2 separate regions of the Homo sapiens genome follow, and region 1 is linked to region 2. The links are chromatin contacts, found by Hi-C or POLR2A ChIA-PET in ENCODE. All regions are on one chromosome and are shown on one strand. The core of a region is the stretch at or near the end of the contact, and the rest is flanking DNA. Distances in the headings are between cores, read along the strand shown. Region 1 overlaps CAMTA1 (calmodulin binding transcription activator 1). Region 2 overlaps CAMTA1 (calmodulin binding transcription activator 1).

What was found. Hi-C counts contacts between places; a loop is a spot of excess contacts on that map. ChIA-PET counts read pairs that join two places held with the same protein, here RNA polymerase II (POLR2A).
Region 1: a loop to region 2 is called in a map of chondrocyte, with 2.3 times the contacts of the local background. The contact joins two enhancer-like sites. A Hi-C loop is called at or near these places in 2 of 168 maps with a recorded cell type or tissue (A673 and chondrocyte). POLR2A ChIA-PET finds 5 or more read pairs at or near these places in 1 of 52 experiments (activated T-cell).

The regions. Positions count from the first base shown.
Region 1 is chr1:7,550,634-7,556,417 of GRCh38, forward strand. The region is part of intron 6 of CAMTA1 (calmodulin binding transcription activator 1); the gene reads left to right. Among named protein-coding and RNA genes, the nearest start is that of CAMTA1-AS1, 110 kb to the left of the region's middle. Within about 2 kb of position 1,980, at least 6 of the 41 ENCODE cell types and tissues checked have a DNase peak (open chromatin) inside an H3K27ac peak, as active enhancers do.
Region 2 is chr1:7,296,461-7,302,001 of GRCh38, forward strand. The region is part of intron 5 of CAMTA1 (calmodulin binding transcription activator 1); the gene reads left to right. Among named protein-coding and RNA genes, the nearest start is that of CAMTA1-IT1, 65 kb to the right of the region's middle. Within about 2 kb of position 2,696, at least 14 of the 41 ENCODE cell types and tissues checked have a DNase peak (open chromatin) inside an H3K27ac peak, as active enhancers do.

The DNA.
Region 1 (5,784 bases), core at 730-3,229, 250 kb after region 2:
ACCTAACCACACCTACCTGGCCTCCTCGCAGCTGGCCCTCCCCTACCTGACTCTGTCTCACACAGTCCTCTCCTACCTGGCCCCTCCCCCTGACTCCTCCCCACTGAACCCTGACACCTGCCCCTCCCACCCGGCCCTCTCCTACCTGACCGTCTTTCACATGGTCCTCTCCTACCTGGCCCCTACCACCCGGCCCCCTCACCTGACCACACCCACCCAGCTGACCCTCTCTCACCTGGGCCTCTCTCTCCCAGGCCCAGCAGCAGCCCATAGACACCCCAGCTCTCTCTGCCCCCTCCCCACGAGGAATCTCCCTTGGCCTCCTTCACAGGAAGGCAAAGTACCCCCGCTTCATTTTAATGGATTTTTGTCTAATTACTGACTGGAACAGATGCAGAGACAACCTCATTGAAAGGTCTGGGAAGGCGCAGGATTGGCCTGGGAGAGCCAGTGTGACCTTCACCCTCACAGGGAGGGAAGCACCACGAGGTTACTCACTAGTCCCTCCTGGTCTCCACCCCAGTCTCCACCCTAGCCACCCTGGGGCTTCCCTGCCCAGAGGGGAGAAGCAAGGAAGGGAGGAGGGTGCTTATCACATCCTGTGCCCAGCTGGGCTCCGGAGGTCGGACAAGAGCTGCAGGGCCAAAGGACATGTGTGCGCAGGTGCACTGAGTGTATGTGCATGTGTGTGTGTGCACATGTATGTATCTGTGCATGAGTGTGTATGTGCATGTGTGTGCACACACACAGGTGTTTATGAGGAAGAAAACGCAGGGCACAGAGGAGGAAGGCACCCAGCTAGTTCCCAGACGCTTGTTCCTTCTCTCCATTCGTAACAGAGCATGCCTGAAGTGGCCTTGAGCTCCAGAGAACCGTGTGTCTTCCAGGCAACTTCCTGTGTCCATCGGGTCACGTCCTCACCGCAGGCTCCCAGCAGCCCCCTCCCCTACTGGGGACACTGTGGCTGCTGAAGCTTCCTGACACTCCAGAGAATTTAATGCAACCCGACTCCCCTGTGGCTTTGCCTGAATAGGGCCTGATCAGGCCTGGGTCCCCGTGGCCCTCAGAGCCTGTCCCTGGTGTCCAGTATCTGTGGCCCTTGGAGCCTGTCCCTGGCACTGGGTCTCTGCTGCTGGGACTGCTCCCTAAGAGGTTCTCTCTGGTCTTACCAGCTGGCTGGTTCCCAGGGGTAGAAGGACACCTCTTAGGCTTCTCTCCATTCCTGATGGCCTCAGCACAGAACCAAGCACAGAAAAACCCCCAGGGAGGGAGAGTTAAGTAGGACTGGGACTCCAGTGTAGACCTCAGCCAGGTTCCAGGATATGCACTTTTTAAAATCCTCTCATTTAATCCTCACCAGAATCCTAGAAGTGGGCCTGTAGGTGAGGAAAGAGAAGCTCAGAGAGGACCAGTGACTTGCCATAGGTCACACAGTGGGAGACGGTAGAACTTGGATTCAAACCCCAGTCTGACCCCAAGGGGCACCAGCCTCCTCCTTTGACAGAGCAAGGCTGATGGCCAGAGGGACTGATGAAGTAGCCTTCTGAAGGCCACCACACCCCCCCAGTGCCACCCAGCCTAGCTCTGGAGGCAAGGGAACGATGCTTCTGCCACAAGAGGCTGCATCTCTGGACCGCCAAGTCCCAGAACAGGACCTCTGAGCCCGGACCTCACTCAGCCCCTGCAAGGTGCCGTAAAGTGTGATGCAGAGCTTGCTGCACAGGGTCAGGCAAACCATGGCCCCATTTCTCCATCCACCCAGGAGCCATTCCCAGTTGTGTTCACTGGGAACAGTGGATGTGCCTGTCTCGGCCAGACTCTGCTTGTGAAACAGCATTCAGCAGACTCTCCTGTGTGTGCGCCTGACACACAGGGGTGGGACAGGAGCAGAGCACTGGCCGACAGGAGGGAAGGAAGGAGGAAGTCCAGAAGCTGGCTCGCCTGGGCTTCAGGCCGCAGCCACTGTGAGCCCTGTCCATCCCGGGTCACTGCCCACGCATATCCAGGAGGTTGCTCATTAAACTGAAAGCAGGGGAGGACTGGCTCTCCTGCTTCCTGTCCAAACACTCAGGGCTCTGGAGCAGCCCGCCCAGTTCCGCAATGGTGCACTGCAGCAAAGCAGGGAGGCTGGGTTAGGGGAAGAGCTGGTGGAGGCCCCTGCCACAGCTCCCGGGATGGCGTGCTCAGAGTTGACCTCCAGAGTCACAGTGAACCAGGAGGTTACAGTCCAAGGAGCACGGAGCCGCACGGAGAGCCTCTTACCCTGTTTCTCTCCTGCCCTGTCCATGTTAAGCAGTAGCTGAGTGGGGATGTCATTGTGGCAAACCTTCCCCCAACAGCCGGTGAGGACAGAGGGACCTCTGGGAGCTGCAATAGGAACAGCCGCAGTCTAACTGGCTTTCAGAGAAGCTAAAGACTGTGCTAAGATTGGTAGTGAGAACAGGGCCTGGCACACATGAAGTACCTTGAGTGAATGAACGAATGAGTGAGTGAGTAAATGAATGAGTGAATGAATGAATGAGTGAATGCATGAATGAATGAGTGAATGAATGAATGAGTGAATGCATGAATGAGTGAATAAGTGAGTGAATGAATGAGGGAATGAATGAATGAGGGAATGAATGAATGAGTGAATAATTGAGTGAGTGAATGAATGAGTGAATGAGTGAGTGAATTCAGGGCTCAGCTATGATGAAGAGGGCACACTGGCAGTGAGGGAGAGCTGTGCAGAAATCTGTGCTTTAGAGAAAGTGTAGTCATCCATTCCCAGAGCCATCAGCTGTGTATTGAGTGCTGCCACGTGTAGGGGCTGAGATGCAGGACCCATCCCACAGGGCTCCCCTGGAGGGAGCTCACAGCCTAGTGGACTGAAAGATTGAAAGCAAGAGGGATAAGCGAAGCTCAGGGTTCTGTCCCTGACCCTCTTTGGTGTCCCCCATCTGTGCACAGAACCTGGCTCAGAGGTGACTGCACAGATTTCCTGGAGGCCCAGATGGGGGTGCTGAAAGGTGCTGAGAGAAACTTCCCTGGTTTAAGCCTCAGGAAAGGAAAGGGCAGCTTCCCAGACATCTCCAGGCAAAGTGTCAGGAACCCTGGGTCCTGTAGCTCTAACAAGAATTCTCACCTGCAATCAAGAGCTTGGATTCAAAGAGAAGGGAGGTCGTGCTCTGCAGGGCTATCTCAACAGTGACTCTGAGTCCAGGCCTGAACAGCCACATGATGCAGGGGCGTGAAATCAGAAGTGATTGTCACCCTGTGCTAAGATGAGACCAACATGACTGCCCCCCTGCTCTGTCTCTGGGGAGTCTGTACTCAGGTCCTAGCAATTTGTACTCAGGTTCTTTCAGTGGGCCACAAAGTGATGGGTTCTGGACTCTAAAATTCCTGGATGTGGGCTCTGTTCTAGTGCACACTGCAGGGAAGTGTCTGGAAGCATGAGAGAAGAGGGAAATAAATGTAGAAGATGGCCTGGGTGGTGGTAGCTGAAAATTTCCTCCACATAAAGGAAGGCAGGAGTCATTCCCGGGTTCGTTTCATTACATGGAAGAAGAAGGGTGTTTTCCTGCCAGGTACCTCCCTTCAAGCTCCCTTGCTGGCCCAGGGCTTAGGAATTCCCCAGAAGTGGTCATCTTCCTCCATTTCTCTACCCTGCACTCCTTCACTCTTTCAGCTGGTTGCTTGGCAGATATCTGTAGAGACCTAGTATGTGCCAAATGCTGTTCTAGGTGTGAGGTTGCTCTTCCTCGTCTTAGTTCTAAACCACTTGCCTTACATGCTGCGATAACAAATCACCAGCTGCCACCTTCCCCTCCCGTGCCCAGGGCAGACATTACTAATGGATCACAGCACATTTTCCAAATGCAGTCTCAGAATCCTGCCCAGCCTGGCCCTACAGCTGTCAGCTGTCAGTAGAAGCCCATGAATAAGAGAAAAGTAATTTGCTATCCCTGCTCTTGCCCCCTCCTGTCACTGCCTCCACCCTGATCATCTCTGACCTGTTGGCTCTTTCTGCCATTTTCAGCCTCACACAAACACTGACGATGTCCCTCCCACCCTCTCCTTAGCGTCTGCCTTTGACCACAAGCTGGGTTCTTCCTCCTCCCCCAGGACTTGAGTTTCAATGACCTTCTGAGGTTGTCCCAGTTCCTGGAACCCCTTATCTTGGCTTGCTTCATCCCCCCCAACCCCATGCCAAAAAAAGAAGCCAGATTTCTGTAGGGCAGAAACAAAACCCAGCAGACTTCCCAAGCCAGATGGTGGGGGCCCAAATCTGAGAACTGAATTTTTCTGACTTTTTTTTTCAAGCAATCTGCTAATGGAGGCGAGAACAAGACTCAGGGAGTTATCAGCTGCCTCTGTCAACAGTGGGTAATGATGTGTGAATGCTGGCACCTCCCAGTAAACTGTGAACCTCAAGGGTATCCCCAAGTGCCTTTCAGCCTGCTTGCCCTCCAGGAGAGGGGATTGCTCCCCAGCTGCCCCTTCAAAGCCTGCAGCGAGATGGGTGTGTTCTGGGAGCCGGATTGGCCTGTGGCTTTGGAAATCTATTTATGGGACACACAGAGCTCGCCCTTTTTTAGAACTAGAGGAAACTGACAGCTTCGATTGACAGAAAGCTCCGCGAAAAGGAAGGGAGCATTTGTTTCCATTTTTAAAGTGCTCAAGCTTATTTGGGGGTGCATGTGGGTAGGACCCAGGAGGGCAGCTGGGACCAGAATTTCTCAGAGCCAAAGCAAGCAGCCCCTCCATTCATGCTCCCTCCATGGGTCCTGTGGGTCTGCTGCCCTCCACCCACCTGTGGCCACCCCACAGCCCTGCTCCTCCTTCTCCTCTTTCTCTCCTGAGACCCAGAGCTGTGCCCTCCCCAAAGCCACTCTCTCATCATTCCCCAGGGCAGACAGAGCCAGGGCCTGGATATCCCAAGAATCACAAGCTTGGAACTCTCACCCAAGGAGCCGAATGAGGTCCTGCTCCTGGAACAGGCAGGAGAAAAGCCCCTGGCTCCCACGGAGCTCCAGGGCCCATGGGTGGCTCTGGTCACATTTGCAGCCTGGTGTCCCTGTCTCCCCCAGCACCAAGGCAAGCACCTAGCACGTGGTCCCCCAAACCAAGCTCAAGCCCAGGAGTCATTCATTCACCTCCTCTGTCACATTCCACCCCCAGGTCACCACTAGGTCTGTCCACCTGTTCTCCTAAATGCCCCAAACCCAACCACGTCCTGCATCTCACACCAGCTCCAATCTAAGCCGCTAGGGCCCTTTTTTCCAAATGCGGGTTGTATTAATATGCAGCCATGGTGAGGCTAGCAGATCAGCAGGCGGCTGCCTGTTTAAGATGGTTTGTTACTCATAGATCCCATGAGGAGGGGGCAGGCCACGTCACACAGGACCACTTGGGGAAGCAGGGAGTCCATCAAGAGGCAGAGGGAGCCGGGGGCAATGTGGGCAGAGCCTCTATTGTGGTTTTTGCAGGAAGGAACAAGTAAGACGGGGTGAGCAGGCTTTGGAGAAATTCCTGGGGTAATTCCTGCGGGCTCTGGGCGGAGAGGCTGCCCCTAAGTTGTCCCTGGCCTGGGGTGACTAGGGCAGCTAGATGGTGGCCCTTGGGGGAAACCCTGATAGAGGAGGTTGTGGGGTATGGGCTCTGGGTGGGTTGGTCTGAAAGGTGGGTTCCCAGGCCAGTCCTTTGCTATCTCTAGGAATTGACCAGCCCTAGGGGGGCAGTCCCTCCAGGTTCAGCAAGGCCCCAGAGGTCAAAGCATCAGAAATACAGAAAATAAAATGG
Region 2 (5,541 bases), core at 1,446-3,945:
CAGCAGTAGTGGGGATGGGAAGAAGTGGGTTGACTGGGAATACATTTTGAAGAGATTGTTGCTAGAACTTCTTGATAATTTGGGTGTGGGAATAAGGTGAAAGAAAGATGTTAACAATGATCCCAAAGTTGGGTGCCTAAGAAACTGAGTGAATGACGGTGCTATTCCTCAAGATAGAAGATGATGGTAGTGGAGCAGGTCTAGGGGGAGAATAAAGAGTTCTGTTTTGGCCACGTCAAGGGTGATGTTCAGATGTAGATGTCAAGTGGCCCATTGAATACATATGTCTGGAGCTCAGGGGAGCAGTCAGACCAGAGATACAGACTTTTGTAGTCATTAATCACGGATGACCACCGAGAGAAAGAGTATAAAGGAGAGAAAATGACTAAAGACTTAGACCCCTGACACCTAAAACATTTAGCTGCCTGGACAAAAAGGGAGAGCCAGCAAAGGAAATGGAGACACAGGGGGCAAGAAAACCAGGAAAGCATGGTGACCTGGAAGCCAGGTGAAGAGGGGCTTCCAAGAAGGAGGAAATGGTTAGCTGTGCCAAATGCTTGGTGAGAGGGGATGGAGGACCAAATGGAAAAAGAAAGCTACAAAACTGTATTTTCAGAAATGTCCTAATTTTGCAAAAATAATTTCTCCCTGCCCAAAAAGAGTAAAAAGCTCTTTGAGTTTGTTAAATCTGTAGTCCAATTTTAATCCATGAACATGGTATATCTCTATTCTAGATATTTTAGAAGATATGTGGTAGGGGAGTGTGGGTTATGTTGTTTTCTATAAAAGGTGTTGAATTTTGTTCTGGCAGGTCAGTTAATTACTGGCAGATCCTCTTGGTCTGGTCAGGCTTGGTTTGAATCTTTATTAGAGTTGGTCCATTTTTATTTTGCCCTTATTCCTAGGCTTTGGCCTTTCCTGTAGGGTATAGTCCTTGTTCCTAAGGCCTGGCCTTTTGGGGAACAAATGCCCAAGGTACTCAGCAAGGGTTCTCTCGTCTGGCTTGGCCAGAATTCAAAGCTCTGCCAGCTCTGCATGACTTCTAGTATCTCTGCTTAGCTTTCAGTCTTATAACAGCTATGGAGTTTTGCCCTGCATGTGGGCAGTTCTGCCCTCAACCAAGTACTCACAGGGTACCTCCAGGCAGACTTCTAGGGCCTACTTTCTGCACAAGATTCTTCTCTCCAGAGCCCAGACCTGTAAGTTCTAGCTGCTTTAGCAGCCCCAAACTCTTGATTTTTGCCTTCTCCTATAATCTAGGCTGCTGTGCCCCATCGTCCTGCATAATGGGCCAAAAGGCTGGGCAAACATGGGGCTTATCTTGTGTGTTTTTTTTCTGGCAGAACCACAGTCCTGAACTGCCTGTTGTACAATCCCTACAAAGAGTAGCCTCAGATATTTTTGTCTAGTTTCATGATTGTTTACAGCAGGAGGGCAAATCCAATCCTAGTCACTTCATTGTGGCAGGAATCAATATCTATTTGGTTTAATGTTTACCATTCCTTCCCATTCCCTATACCAGCTCATCACCCTTGTCAGCGGCAGTTCTATATATGTTTGTAGTCCTTTCAGTTGAAATAAAATTGAGTCAAACAATTTATAATCTGAAATGAACAAAGACCATGTAAATTCTTTTCAGTTGCCTTTTTAGGCTGGTATCTGTCTGTAGAGGACTCCCAGGGAAGGATTCTCAAGGAAGACTCAATGGGAAGCCTTTGGATGGCAAGCTACAGGGCTGAGTACGAGGGTGGCCTTCCTGTGCGGGGTGTAGGATTAGCATCAGAGAAACAAATCAGGAATCCCTGGGTATAACAGTAGGGGCTGCATTGTCATTTTAGCCTTCTCCAGAGATGCATGATCCACCCCCCACCCCGCAGGTCTTTTCCTCTCTATGAAAGTCACTGACAAGTTCCTGTGGATCCCCTGGGGTCCCCAGGAATGTATTTCTACTCTGAGGGCCAGTGAGTATCTTTTTCTTGGCCATGAGCCATGAATAGAAACGGGACCCTTAATACTGCCTGACCTGCCACATGCAGCCCTCTCTTCTGGGACTGTCTACACAAGTACATTTCCACCATCTACAGGGGCGGAATTCCGGTCATTTGCTACAGGGGAAATTCTAGATTTTTGTTTCTAAAGGGCCCCAGGTTACCAAGGTCTCTTGTATATTAGAATTTTACCACTTCTCTCTGGGGGAATTAGGTATTTATCAATACATTTTGTAATATATATTTACCAAATTGTTTATCCAGCAAACTTTTATTAAGCAAATGCCAGGCATTGTGTTAGGTTCTGAAGCTCTCCCAGTTCCTTATCCAGGGCCCCAGGAACGCACTCAGGGACCATTTCAGACACGTGGGTGAGTCAGTCCCTAATGGGCTCAGAAGAGAATCACCAAAATGTTTAAGACAGAACAGTCCCGAGCAGCCAACATTTCACCCTTCCTTCCTCTCTCTTCCCTTGCCGACCAGACCCAAGGGTTTTGGACTCAACTGTTTCCTTTTGTAGCAATGAGCTAAGGAGGCTATTTGCTTTGACTAAGGGGCCAAGATGATGAAGTCAGATGTCCTGAGTTTGCATCTTGCCTCTCCACTGACTTGCTGTGTGACCTTAAGCAAGTACCTTCCCCTCTCTAGGTCTGCTTCCTGAAAATTCAAAGTCTCTGAAAATTCTGTTTTAAAATATGTGCTGGAGGTGGGGAGACCTGATTCCCTGCCTAGTGCTTCCTTCGTTTTCATGGATTCTTTATTAAGCAGATATTACTTCTTCATAATAAAATCGTATATGAAACAATGACTTGATTTCTTTATATGAAACATACTTTGTACATCTAAAAATGTTGTTGAAATCATCTGAGCCTCTGAGCAAGAGCTTCGCCTTTGACTCTGAAGCCAGTGCTGTCAGCAGTTTCTCCCCCTTAATGTAATGCTGTATGTGACTCAATATGAACTAAGCAGGGGGTGGGAGGTACAGACCACCCCAGTAATCCAGGCTTTCTCTGGAATTCTCCCACTTGTTTATAGTCTGGGCAATTTGCCTCCTGCTGCTGCATGACTCAGACTCGGAGAGCTTCCAACCTCGCAATGAGCCAGCGGCTCCCCGGAGTCAGACGCTGGCCCTTGTGTCTCAGGCTCCTGGAACCTTCCGATTAAGCCTCCACTTCCATCTCCTCCCTGGCCACATTCAGGCAGCAATGCCCCAACCCCACACAGAGACACACGCCCAATCAGTGCCCTGTACAAGCAGGGACTGTGGGTGAGAGGGTACAAGGAGGTGTTCCAACCCCTCACTGAGACAGGATTTCTAGCCCCTCTCTTTGGTTTGTGTCATTTTGCTTTGAAATGTAAGTTGACTTCTGATCAGGGCAGATCTCAGTTTTATAGGACCTTGTGTAAGAATAAGCAATACAAAATAAGGAACACAAAATGAGACCTAGAGTCTTAGAAGGGGCCCGTGCAACCAGAGGTGCCCCGAAAGCTTAAGTGTCATTGACTTCCTAGCAACCCTGACTGTGGTCTGATTCCTTTAAGATCCAGAACAACTGCTCCCTGTACCTTAAGTAATTATCATTTAGAATAAAGTCAGAAAATTGCTTGCTGTCTGTTTATTTTAGAATCAAGCAGCTTCTGTATAATTTGAATTTGAGATAGCATTCTTAAAAAAAAATTCCCTTCGCAATAAAGCACCAGATTGAATGTCCGATGAGTCACAAATGCCCTTCTGAAAACAGCTGCATTAGAGGGACTCACTCAGAAAACATGATTTTCCTTCCTCCAAGGGTCTCCCCTAGACCCTGGCACAGAATCACCCTGGTCCCCACTCTGGTCCTCCCTTCCAGGCTCATTCCTGGTGCAGCAGATCACTTCCACATTTACTGCATCACATCCAGCATCAATGTTTTTAACTCCATGAATTGTTTAGAAAATTGTATAGAGGCCAGGCGCAGTGGCTCACGCCTGTAATCCCCATACTTTGGGAGGCCAAGGCAGGCGGATCACCTGAGGTCAGGAGTTCGAGACCAGCCTGGCCAACATGGTGAAACCCCGTCTCTACTAAAAATACAAAAATTAGTCAGGCCTGGTGGTAGGCATCTGTAACCCCAGCTATTCGGGAGGCTGAGGTAGGAGAATCACTTGAACCCGGGAGGCAGAGGTTGCAGTGAGCCAAGATGGTGCCACTGCACTCCAGCCTGGACAACAAAGAGCAAAACTCTGTCTCAAAAAAAAAAAAATTGTATAGATATTGATTAAAGCAGAACCCTGAAAGATGGTGAATGATTGGCAGGCAATGAGAGGAAGTGTCGTGTTGTCCGTTGGTGACATTTGCAAACTCTCCTGGTTTAAAGTGATTCCAGAGCAACTTTATTTCCATAGTCTGTGTTGCACTCAAAGTAAATATTAATTCCATTATGCCATAAACTTTTATTTATCATGACAGCAAGTCATAAAGTTCTCTTACTAGAATATAGCTTCTAAATTGCATATCATAGATGAGATACAACACACACATTGGATTCTAGCAGCAATTACCCACCATCCTTTATGCAAGTCGGTATTAAATGCACTTTCTAAATATGAGTCACAGTCTGAGCTTATGCAGAAAATCTTCCATGGCTATTACCCAGGAGCCCAGAAATATGACGTGAGGGTGACAGAGGAGCCACAGCCAGCAGGGGCCAGACACAAGGATCAAAGTGCACCTAGTCACCCGGCAGTAATTCATCTGAAGCATTCTTTGCATATTATGGGTCTGACTTTTTAAATTACGTAAATTGCTCATTAGAAGTGCCTTGTAATTGCCTTCACCTGCGGTATTGCGAGAGGTGTAGATTTTAATTATTCTTTTTTGATTTGTAATGTGGTTTGACTTTTTCAGGGTGATAGTTTGGAAAAATACAGATCTGCTCTAATTGTTGTACCAAGTGAAAATAGATGGCTCTGTTGATCAACTTCCTTGACTTTGTGGTGGAGCGTACAAAGGAGTCTTATAGTTTCCCAGCCCTTGTTGATGACTGAGGGGCTTTGCCCGTGGGGCCCGGGGAGGATCCCTGTGAGCCTGTAGTGCTGGTGCCTTGGGCTCAGCCAGCCCCTCAGATGACTTGTGTGGAGCCAGGCAGTGTGTTCATGTTGGATGTAACCAGATCTCGGGGGAGTCTGCTCACCTCTTCCCCACAGCATGGATAGGACAGAAAAAGCCAAGGCCCATTCATCATCTTTGAAGACTGGGACAGACATGATGAGTGCTGGGGGCGCCCAGGTCCGGGGTGCTCCTGGGATGCCTGCTGCAGAGATGCTTTTCTCTCTAGCCCACTTCTCGAGGGCAGCCTGGCCTCCTGCTACCCAGCAAGTGCTCTCACTTCCTGCAGCACAGAGGCCTCCACCTGTCCAGCCCACCCTGAGCCAAGCTGCTCTGGGCTCTGGAACGGGCTGCAGGCTTTCTCGGGCCCCTGGGCCTGGCCCCCTGTCATCCAGCACACGGAATTGATGAGTTGTGAGACCAGAGCTGTGGCTTCGGGGGTAAACTTCCAGGACTCGTTCTGGC